3 separate regions of the Homo sapiens genome follow, and regions 2 and 3 are each linked to region 1. Evidence: chromatin loops called from intact Hi-C (ENCODE). Cell type or tissue: ascending aorta. All regions are shown on one strand.

Region 1 (8,000 bases):
GTTTTGCTTTTGTTTCAGGGTCTTTTTCGTCTAGTTTTCCTCAGATATTAGGCAAGCCTAGCTCCTATTTCATATTTTTAATAATCACAGTTATACTGATCATATACCATACGTATGTGTGTATATATTCATAAACACAGTTTAGAAATCATGTAGGGCTGGGGCCAGGCGTGGTGGCTCACACCTGTAATTCCAGCACTTTGGGAGGCCGAGGCGGGCAGATCACGAGGTCAGGAGATAGAGACCATCCTGGCTAACATGTTGAAACCCCGTCTCTACTAAAAAAAATACAAAAAAGTAGCCGGGCTTGGTGGCGGGTGCCTGTAGTCCCAGCTACTCGGGAGGCTGAGGCAGGAGAATGGCGTGAACCCGGTAGGCGGAGCTTGCAGTGAGCCTAGATCGCGCCACTGCACTCCAGCCTGGGCGACAGAGCGAGACTCCATCTAAAAAAGAAAGAAAGAAAGAAAGAAAGAAATCATGTAGGGCTGGGCATGGTGGCTCAAGCCTGTAATCCCAGCACTTTAGGAGGCCGAGGCAGGCAGATCACTTGAGGTCAGGAGTTCAAGACCAGCCTGGCCAACATGGTGAAACCTCGTCTCTACTAAAAATACAAAAATTAGCCAGGCGTGGTGGTGGGTGCCTGTAATCCCAGCTACTCAGGAGGCTGAGGCAGAAGAATTGCTTGAACCCAGGGGGCGGAGGTTGCAGTGAGCCGAGATTGTGCCACTGCACTCCAGCGTGGGCGACAGAGTGAGACTTTGTCTCAAAAACAAAAACAAACAACAAACAACAACAACAAAAGTCATGTTATTACATCATATTCTTGACTCCACCAGCTACTTAGAAGTCAAAGGACTGAGCACATGTCCAAACTATCACTCAATAACCCAGAGAAGACCAGCTGTGGCATAAATGACCATCAAGTCTGTTTCAGAATCTCAGCATTACACCAATCTCAGAAACAACAAAAGAACTCCTTGGACAAGATATCAACAGCCTTGAGATGGGGAAGTAATAAGAATTGGTCACTGGTATGAATCAATGGGCTCACTATAGTAAACTTCATCCATCACTGTGTATTCATTCTTAGGGCTCTCTCATAGCAATCAGAGCATCAAATATTAGTGCCAAAGAAAGGCTTGATTAAACTTTTAAAATTGTACATAGTGTCTTCACTTTTGCACTAAGGCTACTCTACTAAAGAAATATGGGCTTTAAAATGAAGTCTAAGTCAAGTTCTTAGGAGAGGAGTTTCCCTCACTGGCAGTGCAGGCAATCCTGAAACAAGTGGTTAGGCTGGCACAACCTCCATCTTTGATAGCCTGACCCTATGACCTCAATGGAACATTTCAAGTTCCAGCCTGGTTTCTCCTGAGGAATGTAGTTATCTTAGGGTACCACAATTGAAACAACCTCCTCTAGTGTTTGAGAATATATTTTCCTGTGGGGTGTAATTTGAAAATTTCAACTAATGTAAAATTCATGACATCAAAAAGCTGGAACAATGTGAAAGGAAGAAGAGTGACAAAGCAGGCTTGTGATTTGATGGTATTTTAGGTTAACAAGTTTAATGTAATAAAACTCCTAACAATTTCCACACGATTGATTTGTCCAGCCCACAACTACTCCACCACACAGTTGCTAATAACATCACTGTGCTGTGTGGTCATTATGTCACCCAGCTGGGAGCACTATGGCCTACCAACCACTGTTCACTTTTCCAGCTTGCTTTTCCCAAGAAGATAGAAACTGCAGACCACCTACTTCACCAAAAGTCCCTCTGTTCCCCAAGCTTCACAGCTTTTCTCTGATTTATCTCGGTGTCACATCCCAAAGGGCCTGGCTCTGGACTATCTGACTTAGAGTGGCCAAGGAAGGGACTAAGGGTCTGTGCCCAAGAGTTGGCTTCAGTCCTGCAGATTCAAGGCAAAGTCACCTGTGTGTTTTATGGTGGATGAACTTCACCACTGCTTCTGATCCCTGCTTCTGATCCCTTACAATTCCAACACTCAGAGACTCACTCCCTGCTTCCAGCTCTCCATATCTGTGAAATAACCGTGGAAGGACACGCACCATCTCTCTCTTTCTCTCTCTCTCTCTCTCTCTCTCTCTCACACACACACACACACACACACGAACACACGCGCGCGTTGGGCACTGTGACTTGGTGCCTTCTTCGGCTCCAGGCTGACTTACTTGAGGAAGTACCTCTGGCCAGTGGCCGTGAAGGTCATCTCCCAGCCCGGGGGCAGTGGCAGCTCGTCGGTCACGTCGTAGGACTGCTGGCGGAGGTGCGCGTGCTGCTGCGCGGGGCTACCCGCAGCACCCGCGCCGGTGCCCAGCTGCAGGGACGCGGGCGACGAGTGCGAGCGGACATGCTGGGCACCCCCAGCCAGTCGAGGCCCCGGGTGGCCGCCCGACGAGTCGGTGCTGGACTGGCGCGAGTGCGAGCCCGAATCAGGCTCCTTAAAGAAAGACTCCGGCAGGATCTTCTTCCGCCACGAGCTAGGCTTCGGATTCATGACAGAGTTGAAGAGGGCTTCGAGGTCTGTGTCTAGGTCCTGCGTGACGTGGATCACTTGCTGCCCAGGCGGCGGGAGCGGAGGGGGCGCCGAGGCCGGATTCATCTTCTGCAAAAAGAAGGTCAGATCAGCCTTTTATTTAAAGTCGGAGGAAGTGGGTAAGAGGGTTACAGGGTGAGAGGGCGAGATGGTGGGAGAAAGAATAGAGGGAAAAGGAAACGAGGAGACAGATAATTGCCCGCCTGGAGATCCCAGACACTCAGCGGTAAGACCAGCAGGATGGGGGAGGGGTCCCTCCTGGCCTCGAGAATTATGCAACTTTCTTGAAGCAAAGAAGTTGCCTGGAGGAGGAGAAGATAGGGCGAGGGGTGGAGGGAATAACTGCACTCGGGGCTTGCTGAACCGCAGGATGGCAAAGGAAAGGTCGCACGATTCCAGGACAGGCAGCCCCCCGAAAGAAGTTCAGCCCGAGCCAACTCCACCACGTCTCGACTCCGGAAGCCCGAGGAGCCTGGAGCCCTGGAGTGGTGCCGGATGAGCGCGCGAGCTCCAGCGGGCACTACCTGGGCGGGCAGCGAAGCTGAGCCTGAGCGCGCGGCGGCCGCCGTCCCGCCCGAACTTGCCGTCGGGCCTGGGTCGCTCGGGTGAGTCCCGAGATTGCGGAGCTGGAGCCGAGGCTTGGCTGACAAATCCCGACCCGACTCTGTGCCTGGCAGTCTAAGGGCTTCGGCTCTCACATCCCCCGAGCTGGCCTAAGGCGCTAGTGCTGGGCGAAAAGGAGGCGCAGGAGAAGCAGACAGCGCGGCCGCAGCAGCTCCCGGACTGTCCCATAAACAAAGTTTGGAGCAAACTCCCACCCCCAGGAAAGAGGCGGGCCCGAAAGTTGAGCTGTTGAATTATGTATGACCTCCTAGTCCCTAGCCGGCCAGCCCCCGCTCGCCCCTCCTCTTCCTCCTCCTCCTCCTCCCACCTCGGCTCCAGAAAACCCTGGGCGTGATGGGTACTTTACTGGGTAAGAGGAGACGGGTGCCCCCCACCCACTCCTCCCGGCCGCGCGGACCTCTCCCGCTCAGACCTGCATCTGCATTCCTTTGAGTTTACCACGGACTTGGGGCGGGATCAAAGGGAAAGTGGCCTGAGCCTGTTTCATCAAGGGGTTGTGGACCGAAACCAAGGCCGGGGGTGGCGGAGGGCACGCGGATGAGGGGCTCAGGCCTAGGAAGGGCCGGTCCTGGACACCGCGCCCTCCCCTGCAGCCAGGCGCCGAGGCCTGCAGCACCCGGAGCGCCGCACTGACCCGCGATTCTGCCCGAAGGCCGGCCCGGGTGCGCCCCGGCGCGGGGAGACACCAACAAGGCCAGCTTTTCCACGAGAGGCTGCTTAGCTCTTGTGACCATATTTGGTCTGGCGAGGAGGCATCTTGGCTGCCTGGCTCTCAATTGTCTGCTAGAGCACAGACGGTGCCCAGAAAGTGCCTCTGTCACTGGAGATGCGGCTTCGCCAACGGGTGGGTTGTAAACAAACAACTTTCAAACCATTCATCAATCCTTAATTTCCTCTACGGGGGTGACTCAGGCCACTAGAGATTGAGAAGAAAAAGCTGGGTGTTGGAAGAGAAGAGCAATTGCACCCCCCTCCCCCGCAACATCCGTGAGGGTTGTGGGAGGATTGGAATGTCCCTGCCGCCCTCCGGGGAGCCTGGAGCCGGGATGGAACCCGAGCAGGTGGCTGGAAGTAGAGAGGGTGCGCCAGTGACCCGAAAAAAGCCACCCACCTTCCCACCAACTAGATCTGGGCGAGGGATGGAGACCCCCTGCCTCTAGCTAAGGGAAGAAGGTCAAGTCTGGCGAAACAGCTGCGGGAAGTAGGAGGAGGCCTTGCCCTTCAGAGCAGCTCAATTTCTTTTCTCTCTGGTTGCCTCTCCACTGAGGGGAAAGGGTGGGGGGAGATGGCGAGGTAAGCCAAATTCCAGGAAGCCCCTACTCCACCCCATTTGATTCAAATAGGAGTTTATTAAGTAAATCAAACGAGACAATGTAAAGCACTTCGCACAGCACCGGGCTGGTTACGTAAGTGTTTGTTAAATAAAAGAGAACTGTATGTTCTTCAAGTTCACGTATTGTGCCTTAATTTTTTTTTTTTTTTTTTTGAGTGACGTCTCCCTCTTGTCCCCCAGGCTTGAGTGCAATAGCTCCATCTCAGCTCACTGCAACCTCCGCCTCCCGGGTTCAAACGATTCTCCTGCCTCTGCCTCCCAAGTAGCTAGGATTAAGACGCCTGCCACCACGCCCAGCTAATTTTTGTATTTTTTAAAAGCAAAAATGGGGTTTCACCATGTTGGCCAGGCTGGTCTCAAATCCTGACTTCAGGTGATCCGCCCGCCTCAGGCTCCCAAAGTGCTGGGATTACAGGCATGAGCCACCGCGCCCAGCCTGCCTTAATATTTTTACAGGGTAAAATAAAGTCGAAGTTAAAATCTGGAGCTGCCTTGGAGGAGAAAAGTTTAAGGAAAAGACAAGGCCACTCATAGTTTTGCCTCGGAAAAGGTAGAATTTTGGGGCCACTCCCTGAATGGCTGCATCCATATCCAAAACAGAACCACCAAAGTGAGCCACTTCCCCTGTTATCTGTACTTGGAGGTGGCTCCAATTCCAGACTCCTCATAGACTGGAAGAAATTAGGGCCATCTTAGACTAAGGCAGGCATACACGTATCATCCTTTTTTTTTTTTTTTTGAGATGGAGTCTCACTCTATTGCCCAGGATGGAGTGCAGTGGCATGATCGCGGCTCACTGCAACCTCTGCCTCCCTGGTTCAAGCAATTATCCTGCCTCAGCCTCCCGAGTAGCTGGGATTCTGTGCAGCAAGTCCTCTGCCCATAGGACTGGCAAAAGGAAAGGGGAAACTAGCACAGGTCACTCCTTGGAAAGTAGAATCTTTGCAAGCTACTCTCAGAAGCCATCACAGTTGCAACAACAGGGGAAATAAGCTATCGAACAAGAGGAAGTGACTGGAACCTAATGATACTAATTCAGAAGTCACAAGGCTGACTTGATGATTAAAAGATGAAAACTTGAGGCCAGCCCTACTCTAGGAAAGTCCTCACTCCCGAAGAAAGGTGAGAATCAGGGTTGGAATTAGATGGGCAGTGAGAATCTGGGTTGGAACTGGATGGGCAAGGATGCAGTCTTCGTTTCTTTCCAAGCTTCAAGAAATAGATAGTGCAACAGATAAAGTAGATGTATGAAACGGAAATTGCCCTTAACACAGGATAACTGAAAAACTCCCAGTTCCCAAATAGCATATAAGATGTAATAGTGAATAATTCAAAAGATTTGCTGTTGTCCCAGCCATTCCAACAACAGCTTCAGATTAAATAACATTTACAGATGTCTTGTATGTATCAGGTACTGCCCGTAAGAGGCAGCACAGTGGATAAGTGTATAATTTCTGGAACAAAACAGCTGAGTCACTTCAGACAAGACATTTAAGCTCTCTATTCTTGGGTTTCCTCCTTTGTAAATTAGGGACAATAACAGTACCCACCCCACAGGATTCTAGGTGAAAACACATACACATTTTATTTGTTGATATTTGATTTAGAACACAATATTTGAAGCTGGCTCTATCTGCTACATTATGCAAGTAGCTTAGCATTCCTAAGTCACAGTTTACTCATTTACAAATTGGAAATAATATTGTGGTAGTCTCTCTGCTGCGTTGCTGCCTTTCAATGGCCCAGCCTCATGTTATTTATACCTTTACGTAGCCCCTTCCACTTAATCTGGACTGGGCCAGTGATTTGCCTTAACCAGGAAAATGTGGCAGTGAAGTTGTGCCACTTCCCTGCCTTTCCCATCCCATCCCCTAGGAAGGTATGGAAGCTTCCACTTTGTACTTTTAGGAGACCTGAGCCACTAAGTAAGAAGTCCAGTTACCCTGTTGGATAAACCACATGGAGAAGGAAAGGCCCTGAGATACTTGGAGAGAGGGAAAAGTCCAGCTGCCCAGCACCTGAGCTGAGCCCAGCCTCAGCCAACCCCACCGGCTGACTGCAAACACATCAGTGACCACCAGTAAGACCAGCAGAGCTGCACAGCCAAGCCCAGCCCAGATTGCAGAATTGTGAGCAAATAAAATGGATATTGCTTTAAGCCACAAAATATTGAAATGTTTTTTAAATGTAGAATGTGCATTCTAAGAATAAAAAGTTGCAAATAAAGTCTTTTTTTTTTTCTCAGACAGGGTTTCACTTTGTTGCCCAGGCTAGAGTGCAATGGCTTGATCTCAGCTCACTGCACCCTTCACCTCCCAGGTTCAAGTGATTCTTGTGCCTCAGCCTCCCGAGTAGTTGGGACTACAGACGTGCACCACCACGCCTGGCTAATTTTTGTATTTTTTTAGTAGAGGCAGGATTTCATCATGTTGGCCAGGCTGATCTTGAACTCCTGGTCTCAAGTGATCCGCCCACCTTGGCCTCCCAAAGTGCTAGGATTATAGGCTTGAGCCACCATGCCCGGCCACAAATAAAGTTTTTTTTTTTTTTTTTGAGACGGAGTCTTACTCTGTCACCTAGGCTGGAGTGCAGTGGCACAATATCAGCTCACCACAACCTCCACCTCCCGGGTTCAAGCGATTCTCCTGCCTCAGCCTCCTGAGTAGCTGGGATTACAGGCACCCACCACCACACCTGGCTAATTTTTGTATATTTAGTAGAGACGGGGTTTCACCATTTGGGCCAGGCTGGTCTTGAACTCCTGACCTTGTGATCCACCCGCCTCCACCTCCCAAAGTGCTGGGATTACAGGCGTGAGCCACCTCGCCCGGCCAAATAAAGCTCTTAACACAAAGCCTGCTTAACATAATAAAGCACTCAACAAATATGGCTGTTTTGTTTCATGGAGACCTAAAGATAAGGAAACTGGATCGATGAGTTAGAAAGTATTTTGTCCAAATATATACAATGAAACCATGTTAAAAAAAAACAAAAAACCCTGAGATTCAGCCCAGGGTTGTAACTCTAGAGCAGAGTGCATTCTCCAGACTGCATCCTGTGTGAGCCAGGAGTTGCTCCCTGGTATTGCCATTTTAAATCGTGTGATACTTTTTGTCTGACTATCTCATAAAGAAACTCCACAGCTTTTATAAGATAATCAGTTGAGAGCACACTCCTGCTGATAGATATGTAAATCTTTCCATTTGCAAACACTTTCCAACAAAGTCCATGCCTGCTTCTAAATCCTCCCCACAACACACTTCCTACTGAAGCTTCTCCTGAGTCATCCCTTTCTCTTCCCTCTGTTCACATCCAATCAGCGGCAAATGCTATTGATTCTTTCTTCTAGTGTCCCCCAAAATCCATGCTTCCCTTCCCACTCTCACGACAGGACCTTATCTCAAAATGCTTGAAGTGGTCTCCTAACTGGTTTCTCTGCCTCCAGTCTCTGTTTTCTGGTCTCCTTCTTTTATGATGTCATT
Region 2 (8,000 bases), 85 kb before region 1:
TTCTATCATCTGATAGTAATGCTATTAACTGTATTTTGACATCCTTTTCACATGTATATAAATGCCTTGCATTAAAGAAGACCTATCACTTTAGTTCACTTATTTGACAGCTACATTCCATTGAAAAGTACCAAAGTTCTAGATTTAAGAAGAAGGAAGAGTGGGAGGAGAAGAATCTGCTCTTTTCTTTTTCTAGTTTTTAAGAGTTGGGGGTCTCACTATGTTGCCCAGGCTGGCCTCAAACTCCTATGCCCAAGAGATCCTCCCACCTCAGAGCCTTCCAAGTAGCTGGGACTACAGGGATGCACCTCTACACCCAGCTCTGCTCTTTTTATTTTTATATGTTTAAAGATATATAATAAAGACTATGAACCACAGGCAGAGTTATGGCTTGAAATGAAATAGTCTGAGTAAATCATTTATTATTCTGACTGTATTGAGACTCTCTAAATTAAGTCCTGGTCTTTGGAACTTACTTGGCATTCCAAGTTGTATTTCCATCCTTCAGACACATCTGTGATTCTCCATAAGCTAGAAACACACTTTGCAATGGGCAAATACACAAATATTGTTGGAAAAACCCCAGAATGTGCGTCTTGAGAAATTCACTGCCTTATTAGAAATCTGGAAACTGCTGGGTGCCGGGTCTCACGCCTGTAGTCCCAGCGCTTTGGGAGGCTGAGGCAAGCGGATCGCCAGGGGTCAGGAGTTCGGGACCAACTTGGCCAACATGGTGAAATCCCGTCTCTACTAAAAATACAAAAATTAGCTGGGCGTGATGATACATGCACATAGTCCCAGCTACTGGGGAAGCTGAGGCATGAGAATTGCTTGAACCAGGAGGCAGAGGTTGCAGTGAGCTGAGATCGTGCCACTGCACTCCAGCCCGGATGACAGGGTGAGCCTCTTTCTCAAAATAATAATAATAATAATAATAATAATAATAATAACAAAAATTAAATAAAAATAGAAATCTGGAAACTAAGGTATTTTACTGAGCTACAGGTAAATTTGTTTCAGAATGTTCAGATTACAACTTCTTTAGATATACTTTACTAGTGCAATTGGACTTTGTGTGTGTGTGTGCATATGCATGCATGTATGCACATACAGGCAGACTCACATGTGCCTTCAATATCTAGTTCCAAGCATTCAAGCTTCTTTTAATTAGTCCACTTCCTACATATCGCACAAATTTTAAAAATTAAGGAGAATGCATAAAAGAACATGACAAAGGATATCCACTCCAGTATTTGTATGCTAGCAACACACTAGTAACAACCTAAATATCTACCAGATAGGAGTTAGTTAAATAAACTAATTATAGCATATTAATATAGTAGACTAATAGGCAAATTTTTAAAAGAATGAAGCAGCTCTATATGTATGGACAGGCAGGTGAAAAAAGCAAGATACAGAACAGTGGTTATGATATGCTAACCTTAGTATGATTAAACATACACACACACACAACTAGAAACACTGGTTGGCTCCAGGAAACAAACTTGGGGACTGAGGAAAGGGAGATTGGAGGAAGTGTTTGAATTTTTTTTTCTTTTCTTTTTTTTTTTTTTTTTTTTTTGTAAACTGGGTTCATGAAAGATTTTTTTCCGATTATAATTGATTACAAAGTTAAAGTTAAAACTTTAATAATCAGTTTTTAGAATTTTCGATGAAAATTAAATGGTTAAACAAACTGTAAAAACCAGTCTAATGCCACCTAATTTGGGGTCTCTTTACTACAGTGGCATCTGATTTCTACACGAGCTCCTGTATATTTGGGACAAAATAACTCACTGGAGGCTTTGGTTTACCACTGCTGGTACCAGAACTGGTTGCATTTTCTTTGATCTGCCCTTTAGATAAGGAACTCCACAGAGGTTGTTCCATGTCATTTGCTTTTTGGAAACTGTACATCTGCAAGCTTTAAAGCAGTAGGTTCAGACTTCCTGGAAGAACTGACACTTGAAGCTGACTAGGGTCTACTTGAGTTCATACTCACTTTGGCTAAGCCACAGTATGAGGGAAGGGTGTCCAGGAATAACGCTTCCATTTTTATCTTGTTCATTCCTGAAAATCCAACAGGAGATTCTTTTCACTCCCTAAAATTAACTGTTCTGTGTATAAAGCATATCTGGATATCTGATCTTAAATGGAAATGTTATCTGAAAATGGCACCAACTTTTCTAAAACTTTAAAATTGGCCCTTTTTTATTTTTAGCCCTGGGGGAGAAGGAAGGGAATGATTACCAAAAAAGCTGACTGGTTCCGTTGCTGCAGTGTATTAATTCACTGGTGATTATCTCTAGTGGGGATAATTTTAGCAGAAAATATTCTCTTCTCAAGTCTAAAATCGCACTTATTAAGTATTGTAAATGAAGTAAAAAGTGAGCCATATTATCCCACGGCAGGTATGGGGAGAAGCCACCTGCAGGTTATGTAATGGTTAACTCCCTTCTAAAATCAGACTAGCCTGCTCTCCAGCTCTGCTCTCCACAAGCTGCAAGACTTTCGGAAAGTTTCTTCATGTATAAACTGGAGAGCCTGCTACTTTTTGCAGGGGTTTTGGAAGGCTTTCATAAGGTAAGGCATGGAAGCACTTGGCATGCTATCTGACACATGTTATGCAGCAATTATGAAAAAAAAAGGAAAAAAGGGAAATAAGGATAGGGATTTGAGACTAGAATTGTACCTGTAGGCAGTCGCCAGGAGCCAAAGTCACCCAAAGCGTGTATGTGTCCTACTTGCCTCAGGCTAGATGAAGACAGGAGGCCTAACTGATTTTTCTACCCCAATTAAGGCCATTGGAGGGAAGGTCAGAACTGTAGTTTAAAACTGAGGCAGCAGTATCATGAGTTGGTGGTAAAGAGACCAAGTAAAGAAGAAAAAGCCGGCAGAAGGGTAACACGGTATTGCAGCCAAGAAGAAGGAGCAAACACCGTCTGGGTGCATGAAGAGACATAGAAACAGCCAGAACCACTTATGAGCCCCGCCACCCCTTGATTGAACACCATTTCTTCAGCTTGGAGTCAAAGCTTGGGGCTCCACCAGGCACAGTGGTTCATGCCTGTTATCGCAGCACTTTGGGAGACTGAGGTGTTAGGATTGTTTGAGCCCACGAGTTCAACACCAGCCTGGGCAACAAAGGGAGACCCCAACTCTACAAAAAAAAAATATCTTTTTTAATTTTAAAAAAGCTTGAGGCTTACCGAGATTTGGCTGGGATACTGCCATGGACCTCTGAGGCACTGGTGTGGAACTGACGGCAGGGTGGAGGTTCATATGATTCAGAGGCTGATTCATCGCCTTCCTAGGGTCTTGCCATGTGGTGATTTTTTCTATGTGACTAAAAGAAGGAAAACAATTAATTATCTTTTTAATTGTCAGCATCATTATCATCATCACCAACAACAGCATAATAGTTAATGACACTAATTCTTCCCTTAGGATCTGCTTGAGTGGTTGATAGATTGTGCTTGGTTTCATCCAAGGACATACTTGCCTATTTTTCCCTGCATCCTGGTTAGGCCACACTGGGGATTCTGCAAGCAGCTCTCTAAACACAAGCCCAAGACATCGCTGTCCAGACAGCCCTTGCATGCAGTGAGCCCCAGTGAACTTCCCCTCGGCCCGTGGAGCTTGTATTCCCCAGCACCTCAGTTGCTTCTCAGCCATCCAATCACTGGAGTGCCATAGTGTGAGCTCCTTCCTGGAAGGGGAGCCATGCTCACCTTCCCAGCCAGTACCCCATACTCTCCTGACTCATAGAATTGACATAATGAGGATCCCTTTGGCTGTCATCAAGCAAAAGATGGGCCCATGAAACCAGCTTCTGAACACCACATTAGTGAGCTCTCACAGTAGGAGTGTAAGGTATTTCAAGGTCCCCAAAGGTGACACATAAAACCCTCAAGAAGCTCACTGTCACCAAGCAAGGTGACAATAGGGTAGCTGGAAGGCAGAGTATTAGAAAATAATAGTAGGAAAGTCAACTAGTGCCAGCTTATGGAGAAACTTAGATATTGAGGCATGAAGGTTTACAAGGGAGAAGACATGATTACATGTTTGATCACATACAACTTCCAGTTTGTTACTGTGACTTAATCACAGAGAAACTAACCCAACATGAAACATGAGCTTCTGCTCAGAGTTTCCAGTACATTCTAAGAAAGGTGGACATGGCCTCCAGCTTTGCCTACCACCTTCCAAATCACATTGCAGGTCACTCCTGGTACCTTAGAGACTCTGTCCCACTCCATCAAACTCTTCCTTTAGTGAAAGTTTGTGATATATATATATATATGATGAGTAGATTCATCCCGTTCCTCTACTTTGTTTTATAAACAGTATCAGAAATCTTCCTTCTCCTCCTTCTCCTTCTTTTTTGTTTTTTCGAGACATGATCTTGCTCTGTTACCCAGGCTGGAGTACAGTGGCATAATCATGGCCCATTGCAGCCCCGACATCCTGGGCTGAAGCAATCTTCCCACCTTGGCCTACTGAGTACCTGGGACCACAGGCACCTGCGACCACACCTGGCTCATTTTTTTTAAAAAATTTTTTTTGTAGAGGTGGGTGTCTCCTTATGTTGCCCAGGCTGGTCTCGAACTCCTGAGCTCAAGTGATCCTCCCACCTCAGTCTCCCAAAGTGCTGGGATTACAGGCACAAGCCACCGCACCCAGCCCAGTATCAGAGATCTTTCCATATCCATCAAAGACAACAAACATGATAGAAGAAACTGAATGTTAGCCCTTTGTTTTGGGCCTCACAACCAGGTGGGTCTCTTCCAGTCAGGCCCCCACCATTGACCTTCCTTAGACATACAACAAAAGGAGCATGATTGTTGTTTCTGTTAAACACACCTCACTTTTGAATAACAATGGCCTCCTTTGAATCTTTAAGGTAGGAAACCACTTTTACTTTCGTTATGTTTAATCAGTCTAGAAACTTCCTTGCATTGAAGTTGTATTTGTCTTGTTTTCTTTTCAGTCTGTCTCCTCATTTTTAAATGCTTCCTCTGCTAAAATTGTTATTCAGATTTCTTAATGCAAGACTTGAAGGTATTGCCAAGGGGAACTCATCCATTGCCTTGCGTGAAAACTTGGGTCTAAAGGTCTAAGGTTTTAGAATAAATGTGATTAAAAAAAAAAAAAAAAAGGCCGGGGGCGGTGGCTCACGCCTCTAATCCCAGCACTTTGGGAGGCCGAGGCGGGTGGATCACCACAGGTCAAGAGTTCGAGACCAGCCTGGCCAACATGGTGAAACCCCAGCTCTATTAAAAATATAAAAAGTAGCCGGCATGGTGATGCACGCGTGTAACCCCAGCTACTCGGGAGGCTGAGACAGGAGAATCGCTTGAACCCGGGAGGTGGAGGTTGCAGTGAGTTGGGATCATGCCACTGCACTCCAGCCTAGGCAGCAGAGTGAGACTCCATCCCCCCCAAAAAAAAAAGATGGGGAAATACTGAAGTAAAGAGATGAAAATCATTTCCCTAAGTATAAAGTAAATAATAATAAAAACAATAGTTTTAGTTTACACTTTCAGTTTCACAATTGTAGTTCTGTTTAAAGCTTTCATAAAATCCATCAACTTCTGGGCAGGTGGAAACTCATAGCCAGCCTCAGGCTTGTCACAGGCCTTCCAAGTGAGGAACTAATTGATGAGGATGTCAAAATTAAGTAACTCCCTTTAGCAAAATAATTAGACCTAAGAAATGCTTTGATTATTCCTTCAGAACTCATTCTATTAAAGCAGCATGTTTTCCAAGGCAGACATGTGCTACATAAATAGTTTTCACTCTGGTACCAGAAGGAAAAGAATCCTTCTCTCTTTCATAAACCTTTCTTAGACTCTCTGACATCATGGATATTGATGCTGTGCTAGAACCAACATCAGCACAGGCCCCGGTGAGATGTGGAAATATACATCATTTGCTGGAAGATGTTCAAGGACACTTCCGTGGTCAGAATTTCAGCTACCAGCTCTAGGAATAATACAGGAGCTGGAATGATGCATTCCTAAATGCTCGTCCCCCACTCTCCCCTCCCGTTCTGAACAAGTGGGCTGTGGCTCCTGAATGCGGCAAGAGCAGGAACATCTAGCATAGGAAGCCCAGCATCTGAAGTGGCAGATGAGCTCATCTTGCCCCAGGAGTGCCAGCACAGCTTGCCAGCCTAAATCCCCTGGGACAGAGTGTGGGGCCTTCTGGGTGGACCTCATCCTGACAGTTCTGACCGAGCTTACCCATGGCTTGAAGTCCCAGCACTCCTGCAGTGCAGTGGGAGCCTCCACGGCCCACCCTTCAAACTCCACACCCAGCCAACACATTTAAAGGAGTTTTGTTCCCAGTGGATTTGTTAATTAAAAGTGTCACTCACAGCATTCCCCAAAGGCTGGAGTACAAGAGGGAGCCTTTCTTAAGTGAGCAGTTCTCATTGCTCCAAAACAACTCTGAGAAGAAAGCCCAAATTCCTGGCTCTGCAGACCAGTCGACCTGACATCAGCTGTAAGGCTGCGCTAACATGGTGTCAAGAGTGGCTCCCAGGCTGAATGCAACAAGTAAGAGTGAGCTATTGCTCACAAGAGGCACTTAATACAGCCTTGATGATTTCATCTGAAAACTAAATTCTCCTATTGTTCTAATCACTTAGTGCCTCAGGCTCCAGCTCCCCCTACTTCCCACCACTTCCCAAACCCAGGATACGCCATTCACTCTTTCACTCTGCTGTCTCATCTCTGCTCCCTCTCTCAATGTTACTGAGTCATTTCCTTTCTCGTATTTCACAGTGTAATCTCAGTGTTTGCCAGGACCCACAATTTAGCTAGATTAATCCCCACTTCCCCGCTACTCCCACCTCCTTCCTGGCTTCACTCCCTTGCTTAGTCTACTTCAAGAAAAACTCTCTGCTGTTTTAAAAGTATAACTTCCCTTGGAAATGCACACACATATACAAATATATTTAACCTGCCTATATATGTGTATTGTATAAATACATACACTGTACAGGTTTCATATTTGAAAATGGAACAAAAAAGGAAAAAGAAACATATCAAACTATTTATGGTGATATATGCAAATAACAGGCTCACTGGTAATTTTTTTTTTCTTATCTAAACTGCTTTGTACTTTCCAGATTTTTAGCAGTGATTATGTATTGTTTTCACAACCAGTAAAAACAAAAATACTAATGAAGGTACAAAAAGACAAAAAAGAAAATTGATGCATGAATACACAGGTCATAAGGTATAAGCAGCACTTTGGGAGGCCGAGGTGGGCAGATCACCTGAGGTTGGGAGTTCGAGACCAGCCTGACCAACATGGAGAAGCCCTGTCTCTACTAAAAATACAAAATTAGCCGGCTGTGGTGGCACATGCCTGTAATCCCAGCTACTCAGGAGGCTGAGGCAGGAGAATTGCTTGAACCCAGGAGGCGGAGATTGTGGTGAGCCGAGATCGCACCATTGCACTCCAGCCTGGGCAACAAGAGAGAAACTCAGTCTCAAAGAACAAACAAACAAACAAACAAAAAGAGTTCCTGAAGATAAACTACACTTTTGGCTCCTATCTTCGTGTGGCTCAAATCAGGGGACAAATGGAATCAATCACCTGATCCCATGCTGTTTATAAAGAAAAAGAATAGCAGTTCCTACGGGGAAGAAAAGCTTTTCTTGACAGTAAACATTTTTTTCCTCGACTTAAAAAAAAGAAAAATCCTCTACAAGTGCTTCCCATGGAGAGCCCTGGTGGTATGTGGGGTTAACGGTACCTGTAACAAATATAAGCGGGAGTGGGCTTTTTCCCCTTCCTTCAAGAGCCCCTTGGACCACTACTTCCCAGACAGCCTCCTTCTCTCAGTCCCAGAAAGACCAACCAATTCCTGGCCTCCAATTACATTATGAGTCTCTGCTTAGAGAACTGCCCAGGTTGGACAAAAGCATGGAGTTTGCTAAGGGGCAAGAAAGGTCACCACGTCTCTGAGAAGATATTTGGCTGGAAAT
Region 3 (8,000 bases), 270 kb before region 1:
ATACTAGGAGTCAGGGATTTGGCGGGGACATGATAAAGTTGGCCATGGTGATGCTGTGTTCTCATTGCATCCTATGAGGTGGTTTACCATACCCCTTAGTCTACTACAAGCGATGTTTACTTGAATCACTTGATGAAGGTGGTGTCCACCAGGCTTCTCCAGTGCACTTACTCTTTTCCCCCTTTGTAAATAGTATTTTGTGGGGAGATGCATTCAGACAATGTCAATATTGCTTTTTCATCAAACTTTTAGTTAATATCTCTATGAACTCATGAAGTCCTATTTTGTTCAATGAATTATAATCCATTACTAGTGCTCAAATTGTCCCAGATTTGGCCTGTGAAAGCCCTTTAAAGCTGGCTCCTGTGTCCTTTTCACAGGACATTATTCTTTGGCCACTTCCTTACTTTCTGGATGTATTATTTATATTTTTTATTTTCTGTATATTATAATGTTTTGATTTCTTAAAAATCTTGATTATAGCCTCATAGAATACCCAGCTAAACTGCCCAGTCTTGATCCACAGGAACTGTGAGATAATAATTATGTGTTGCTTTTAGCTGCTATGTGAAAATTGATTGACCGCAATACAGAAAACCAATATAGTTGTTTCTATTTTATTCTTGCCAAAGATGCCTGCAATCTTCACTTGCATCAAGATAACAAAAGTAAGGAAAGACTGAGGAAACATGCTAGGTTGAAGGAGACTGAGGACATATAACCACACAATGCAAGATACTATTTTGAATTGGATACTGGACCGGAGGGAAAACTATTGCTATTAAGGACATTACTCTGACAATTGGTAAAATTTAAAATTGGTAAAATTTAAATATGGACTGTGGGTTAGATAACAGCATTTTATAAATGTTTAATTTCCTCATTTTCATTATTATAGTATGGTGGTTATGTAGAAAATTATAAAGTGAATATGACAAGATGTTAATTTGTGAATGTAGTAAAGGGTATATGGGAGGTATTCGTACTATTCGTGCAACTTGGTAGTAAGTTTGAAGTTATTTCAACATAAAAAGAATAGTCCAGCCATGTTTATTCATACCTGTAATCCCAAGACTTTGGGAGGCCGAGGCAGGAGGATCTCTTCAGCCCAGGAGTTCGAGAATAGCCTGGGCAACACAGTGAGACATCAGGTCTACAAAAATATCAAAAAATTAGTCAGGCATTGTGGCATACACCTGTAGTCCCAGCTACTCAGGAGGCTTAGGTGGGAGGATTGCTTAAGCCCAGGAAGTCAGGGCTGCAGTGAGTTGTGATTGCACCACTTAAGCCTGGGTGACAGAGTGAAAAAATAAAAAATAAAAAAAATTTATATTGTTAGATTTTATTTTTAGAATAGTATTGGAAATCATTCAAATAGCTCTTTTGCCTCTGTGGGAACTTTAGGGACTTGGGGAGCACTAACATATAAGATACTCACCTACCAGTGTCACATAGGTATAAAGAGCATGAATGATACATAACCTTTTATCACATTATATAGGTTTTGTGTGTTGTCAGGAATTTGATGTCAAGGCTTCCCTTTATGACTAATTCTTATGTGTCATTCACCTAGAAGCAATAATCCTTGGATTGGTGTGCAGTAAATTTGGTGTGACAACAATGTTGTCATTGGTAGACCCTGATGAGACACAGTCCAGCTCTCTTTCTGGCCTGAGGCCCTTGTTCCTCCTCCTGCTGACAGCGTGCTATGAGTGTTAGCCATCCACAGCCCAGACTCTCTCAGGGACTGCCCTCTGCCTAAGGAAGCTGCGTCACCCAAGCCATGGCCCCTCCCTGAGGAGAAGCCATCTCTAACCACTGAGGAGGCGGACTATACCTGGCTTCCTTGCCTCAAGTGACAAACTCGGTAGGGCCATCCTAGCTCCACAGCTGTCTGTGGGGTTGGCCGAGGCCTCCGTTGAACTGCATCAGAGTTCATCTGCTGCCCAGCCCTGCTTCTCTCACTCCTCTCCCCTCATAGGGATGATCCTGAGGGCACTCCCTGAGAGACAACCTGCAAGCTCATCTCCACCCACAATCTGTTTCCCAGGGAAGCCCGTAGTCAGCACATGCCTTCTCCAAACCCATCAACTCACCTCCCGAACCCCAGGCTGCCCGACGACATTGCTGCTGCTTCCTATGGAATGCAGACAGGAACATTTCTGATCCATAAGGAACATGAATTTTTAAATTCCGATTAAAAAAAATCCCAACACATGTATAGGGCCTAAAAGAAATGAGTTAGTTCAACTCCCTACTGCCAAATTTGGCAAAAAAAAAAAAAAAAAAAAACCAACAAAACAAAAGGGTATTTCTCAGACCCTCTTGTGATACAATGTCCCTTTTCAGGACAAATTGATGTTTAATGATTTTGTTTACTTAAAAAAAATTTAACATATACAAAATTAGAATAATATAAAGCCCCATCGATTTCCCTCACCTGGCTCCAACAATTATCCGTGACCAATCTATCTGCTTTGATACCTCAACTATTCCCACATTATTTGAAGCATATTCCAGATATAGTATTATTTCATCTGTTTTTTAGTATCTTTAGAAGAGAATGAACACTTTGAAAAAACATAATCCTCATAGCATTATGTAAAATATTACAAATTAGTAAAACAAGTTCTTTAATATCATCAAATATCCTTTCAGTGTTGAAATTTCCAGTTGTTTCGTAAATATTATAAAAGTTGCTTTGTTTATACAGTTTGTATATCTGAATCAAAATCCAAATAAGGTCTGCGTATCATGATTGGTTGATAGTCTCTGAAGTTTCCCCTCCACCTACCTCTTTTTCTCTCCCTTTCAGTTGCTTTGTTGAAGAAAGCTGTAGAGTTTCCCGCAGTCCACAGACTGGAAACCTCTTCTATTGCTTAACACGCCAATTGGCCGTTGGACCTGGACACTTCATCAGATTCAAAGTTTTTTGGTTCTTTTTTTTTTTTCCTGTATTTGGCAAAACCACTTTTTATGTGGGATTGCGCTTTTTCATTAGGATGCACCTAAGGCCAAGTTGTTTTCCTTTTGGTAAAGCTCACAGCTGTGGGTGGCCAATGCCTGGGTATAATCATTCATTAGGAATTATGAATTTTCTCATTCTGTTTTAATTTATTAGCTGGATTACTTTTTATGAAAGGAAACTTCTCCTTGTCTATTATTTGATGACCTGGAGACTCAGTTTGCATTAAAAAGTTAGAATAGGGCCGGGTGCCCTGTAATCCCAGCACTTTGGGAGGCCAAGGTGGGCAGATCACCTGAGGTCGGGAGTTTGAGACCAGCCTGACCAACATGGAGAAACCTTGTGTCTACTAAAAATACAAAATTAGCCGGGAGTGGTGGTGCATGCCTGTAATCCCAGCTACTTGGGAGGCTGAGGCAGGAGAATTGCTTTAACCCGGGAGGAGGAGGTTGCAGTGAGCCGAGATCGCACCATTGCACTCCAGCCTAGGCAACAAGAGCAAAACTCTGTCTCAAAAAAAAAAAAAAAAGTTACAATAAATGCTAGATTCTTTGCCTGGATTTACCAATTTTTAAAATAATTTGTTAGTTCCCCATCATCTACCCAGTATGACCAATTAATTTTCATTTTGTTTAACATTAGTATGAACTTTATGCATTCATAATGTATTTCATCATAGCCATTGCAGTTATTATCTTTATTGATGCTTAAGTTGCTCTGTCTTTGGTCAGTAGAAGCCTCTTCAAGTTAGTTCATGAGTCCTTTTGCCATGGCCCTAGTCATCTTCGTACCTTTCTTGCTATGTGGTATTAATAAGAGGTGCCAGGCTCATCTTGTACATTTCCTGCCCGAGACCTGCACTCAGTCATTTCTCTAAGAAGTCCTGGTTCTTTTTGAATAGTATTTCAAAACCATCATATAGGCTCAAGGAGGAGTGCCCCGTAATTTTTTTAACTTTTATTTGAAATTTTATCATGTATATTTATTATTTTATTTATTCCACACAAATTATACATAAGTACACAGGTGAAAAAAAAGTCAAAGTAAAAAATTTTCCCACGCCTTTCCCATGCTACTTCCTCTGCCAGAGATAACTATAGTTAGCAATTTGTTGTGAATTCTTCTAGAGTTTTTCTTAGATAGTATTGTTACCTAAATAAGACTAAGGCACTTAAGATTCCAGATTATATTTTAATCTATTTGGAATATTCAAAGAAACAGAAGTCTGAGAGAAAAATATAATGGACTGCAATTTAAATCTTCTTTGGGATCAACAGCCAGAGCCTCCGCATTGCCAACTCCAGGGGGTGCTGTGTACATTCAGGTCTCTGTGACTGATGTCCCCTGGCGTTTGCAACACAGCAAACCTGCTAACAAACCAATAGTACAATGAGCAAGGGGTATGAACACACAGAAAAGAAGATGGTTCATAAATATATGAAAAGATGTTCAAATTTGCTTTTGACAAGAGAGTGCAAAATAAAACCACCAAAATATTATTTTTCATCTCTCGGATTGGCAAGGATTAAAATGCTTGTTAACATACCCTTATTCAGTGTTGGTAGAACGACTGCATTTTCAGCAGTTTGGCAATATGTATTCAATTATAAATTTATTTGCAGTTGCTAATTTAAAACACTTCTAAAAATATACCCTACACATACACTTGAGTGTTTGGGAAATGATGTATGTATAAGGCAGGGTTTCTTAACTCTAAGTAAAATTTGTCATTTCCTTTAATTATGAAAGCAAGCAGGAAACCATGATAGTATCAGCCTATGCCTTTGTTACCAATAAAATCACAGATATTTTACATCACATTACAATTGTTGCAGATATTTTGAAACAGCATTTATGCTCACTCATATTTTGAAATTACAAGAATTTGATCCACTGCTAGATCTTATTAAGTTTTAATAAATAAGTACATATATTTCTAAATAAATGTTTATATAAAGAATATTTTGATACCTATATATCAGCATAATTGGTTTCCTTTTAATCCTGAGAATTTTGCATGCACTTGAAAATATTTTATTAAGAAGAAATTAATAGGCTTCACCAGACTGCCAAAGGGGTTCATGACACAAAATAAATTAAAAATTTACAGCATCGTGTATATAATAGCAAATGATCAAAGCAACCAAAAGTGGAAACTGACCAAAAACCATTTGTACCTTGCTATAGTGAATACTCTGCAGCTGAAAAAAAAAAGGAATGAAGAATCTGCCTAATAAAATGAAACAATATCCAAGATATTTTACAGAGAGTAAAGCAGGATACAAAATAATTTATGTAGCAAGCTGCTACTTGTTTAAAAAAAATGAAAGAGAGAGTGAATATATACAAATGTCTGTTTGCTTGTATGTGCATAAAATAGCTCTGGAGGACACACAGTAAACTGATAATATTGGTGGCTTCTGGGGATGAGAACTGGGTGGTTTGGGGCTGGAGTGTTATGGAGACTTTTTCCTGATAAAACCTACAGGACCTTTAAAAATTTTGAACCTTGCAAAAGTATAATCTATTCAAAAATTAAATTTAAAAAAGGGAACACTTAAGAACTCCTTACTGGAGTCTGTACAGGAGATTCATACATAGCCCCAAGGCAACACCTGGTCGAGTCCTGTCTCTCCTCCTCTGTGGAGCCTCAGCCTGCTCTGCAGCAAGCCTTGTAGCTTCTATGCCCTCAATCTCCTATTCTGAACCCCCAATCATAACTTTCTCTCTAAGGCTTCTTTGGCTCTTGCCTTTTCCAACACCTTTAGCATTTTCTCATTAGCCTAGTCTAATGCAGAACAAGCGCACTCCAGCCCTGTCTCTCTATTTTTGCTGCACACAAATTGTTACAAGTCAACTAGGCATTGGTGGAACTGTTCTTAATGGGCAATGAAGTATGTGAATATTCACAAGTTTTTTGTTTCAAATATTTTTTATGTTTTCATAATATAATTATTTTAAAATAAAATCCTATTCATAGAATGAGGGTAAATTTTTAGTTTGTTGGTCACAAGTGGGGCCTAATCACTACTAGTTGTAAGAGGTCATAAATATTATGGGATTAGATCACTGAAATATTTCATCTTCCCAAAACTCCTCTGATAAATTTTCCACTCTTTCAAAAATGAAGCCAAGTTTCAGCACAGTACAGTGATGACCACCCTTGTCCAATACATCTTTGGCAATATAGGGTAAATTTATACTATAAAAGTAAAATATTTTGAAGAAAACGTTAATGCCAAGCCCTGAGTGATGATACTAGCATGAGTAATGATTGCCAAAATTATGCAAGTTTCAAAACAAATTTAAGCAGGGTTTATAAATATTTGTTTAGAGCCTTATAACAAATGCTGACTCTTCTTGAGATTTGTGTCAGCAGAAGGAAGCCTGCTATATTTTTGGAAAATATTTTGTTTAAAAGGTTCTTTGTATGATCAACAAAACTATAGCAAGGTCTTTCCAAAAGAATCTGCATGAACAAATAATTTAAAATTAAAATATAACCTTATTATTTTTACGGCGGACTCTGGGAAAATATCTGAGTTCTCAACAGAAACTGCCAGTTTGTTGTTGAGTGAGAGATGTGTTTTCTTTGGAGTCATGAACAGGATGAAGAAAACTGGGACAACTGCCAAGACTGGGCTTTGGGTATCTCCATGCTGCAGAACAGAACAGGGCAGCCAGTGGATGTGGTGGGGGTGGGATTTAGAGAGGAGAGGGATAAAATTTCCTGTGGCTTCTGAAGAGCTGAATAACAAGGTCAGTTATTAAGAAAGGAATAACTGGTATTTCCAGCTTCTTTTCTCATCCATGACACCTAGTACAAAAGTTTTCCCAGATTGCGTTCACAAAGGAGGGGCATGGAGGTTAAGTCTTCGGAGTTGAAGACACAGAAGCTACCCAATTTAAGGAAACATTTGATTTTCCTCAGGCTAGGAGTGGGGAGTGTGCACAGGAATCAGGCAGGTTTCTGGAAGGGCCTTGGCTTCTTCATACACGTGTGCTAGCCAGGAATTATTTTGGGATGTGCTTTAGAAGCTCAACACTTAACGCCAAGCTCACAGGAGACATTGAGATCCTGAAGGTCTCTGTGAACCTGTGTGTGGTCAAGGAGTGGACCACCCTGAGGTGCATCTCTGGTCTGGCTGGAACATATGGCCTGTCCAATGCTTTCAAACACTGGTGAGCCACCGAAGACTCTGACAAGGAACCTGCAAGCTTCTGTCACTCCAAACACTAGGAGATTTTTGGATGAACACCAAAGCCGCCAAATATTACTGAGATTGAATTTTCTACCGTCACATGAGTGAAAGTACAGAACTAATTTTTCTGTCACATTTACACACCAGAAAGTGGCACAGTGACATTCGTACCTGCTATATTGGAAGTATTTCTATGCAGTCAAGTTTAAAGTTCACCTTCCCTGGGCTACTACTGCTCCCATGCAAACACACATGCACGCACACACTTCTGTCAACATCTTAGAAGTAAGATCGGCTGGGGCTGGCTAACCTCCCTACCCTTCTTTACATACCCTTCAGTCTTCATGTTGCCTGTCTCATTTGTCTCCTTTTACTTGTTGGCCTCGTTCATTTTTCATTCAATTAATTCTGCAGAAAATCTAAAGAACCTAATATTTGCCTGTAACTCAAGGGCATAATTTCGGTCTCAAAATGGTCACGGTCTAGAGTTTGATGTTGAGTCGAGGGTAGAAGGGTATGGTGGGAGGACATGAGAGCAGTGCCTGCCCATGGAAGGAGGACAGGGGATTTTAGCAGTACAGAGGAGTAGGTAACCCAATCTGGAACAAGAGTAGGGGTCAGGTGAAAATTTTACAAGAAACTGATGACTTAGTATTAGCAGATCTTAAGTTGCAGAGAGTAAATAGGGACAAGAAGAGCATTCTAGGGAGATAGATTAGTCAGGAAAATTCATGGGGACATGAAAAATATGGTCTGCTTCCTGAACCTCAGAGTTTAGCATTGTAAAAATATAAGCTCCAGGGGGAGCAACCAAACACTCTTTCTCCCCATTC

The links. Hi-C counts contacts between places; a loop is a spot of excess contacts. Peaks named below come from ENCODE experiments on the same cell type or tissue, not always from the same donor. Only the 100,000 strongest peaks of a DNase experiment are listed, where the experiment ranks them.
Region 2: a loop joins it to region 1, with 2.9 times the contacts of the local background. A loop is called at or near these places in 62 of 110 quality-filtered maps.
Region 3: it touches region 1 in a loop (2.1-fold over the local background); 4 of 110 quality-filtered maps call a loop at or near these places.

What each region holds. Positions count from the first base shown.
Region 1 is chr3:149,654,680-149,662,679 of GRCh38, forward strand. It overlaps WWTR1 (WW domain containing transcription regulator 1), which reads right to left and starts at 3,346. Exons shown (of 7, transcript NM_015472.6): 1 at 3,086-3,346; 2 at 2,197-2,630. The coding sequence starts at 2,627. WWTR1-AS1 (WWTR1 antisense RNA 1) reads left to right here and starts at 3,531. Exons shown (of 3, transcript NR_040250.1): 1 at 3,531-4,029; 2 at 4,699-5,640; 3 at 6,427-6,685. RefSeq lists enhancers at 3,173-3,752, 3,360-3,429, 3,990-4,199 and a silencer at 3,660-3,819. In ascending aorta, a CTCF peak has its summit at 3,870; DNase peaks (open chromatin) are centred at 2,405, 2,832, 3,432, 3,912 and 1 weaker place; H3K4me3 peaks cover 4,586 bases; H3K27ac peaks cover 6,673 bases.
Region 2 is chr3:149,569,655-149,577,654 of GRCh38, forward strand. WWTR1 (WW domain containing transcription regulator 1) reads right to left here. Exons shown (of 7, transcript NM_015472.6): 3 at 3,210-3,346. Among named protein-coding and RNA genes, the nearest start is that of WWTR1-IT1, 78 kb to the right of the region's middle. RefSeq lists enhancers at 4,515-5,141, 5,142-5,768, 5,769-6,395. In ascending aorta, no CTCF peak of the experiment used is centred here; DNase peaks (open chromatin) are centred at 3,257, 6,147 and 6,737; H3K4me3 peaks cover 1,571 bases; H3K27ac peaks cover 7,307 bases.
Region 3 is chr3:149,389,270-149,397,269 of GRCh38, forward strand. LOC105374151 (a long non-coding RNA gene) reads right to left here. Exons shown (of 3, transcript XR_924574.3): 3 at 4,143-4,332. Among named protein-coding and RNA genes, the nearest start is that of TM4SF1-AS1, 15 kb to the left of the region's middle. In ascending aorta, a CTCF peak has its summit at 4,271 (motif pointing right); DNase peaks (open chromatin) are centred at 4,292 and 6,612; H3K27ac peaks cover 2,411 bases.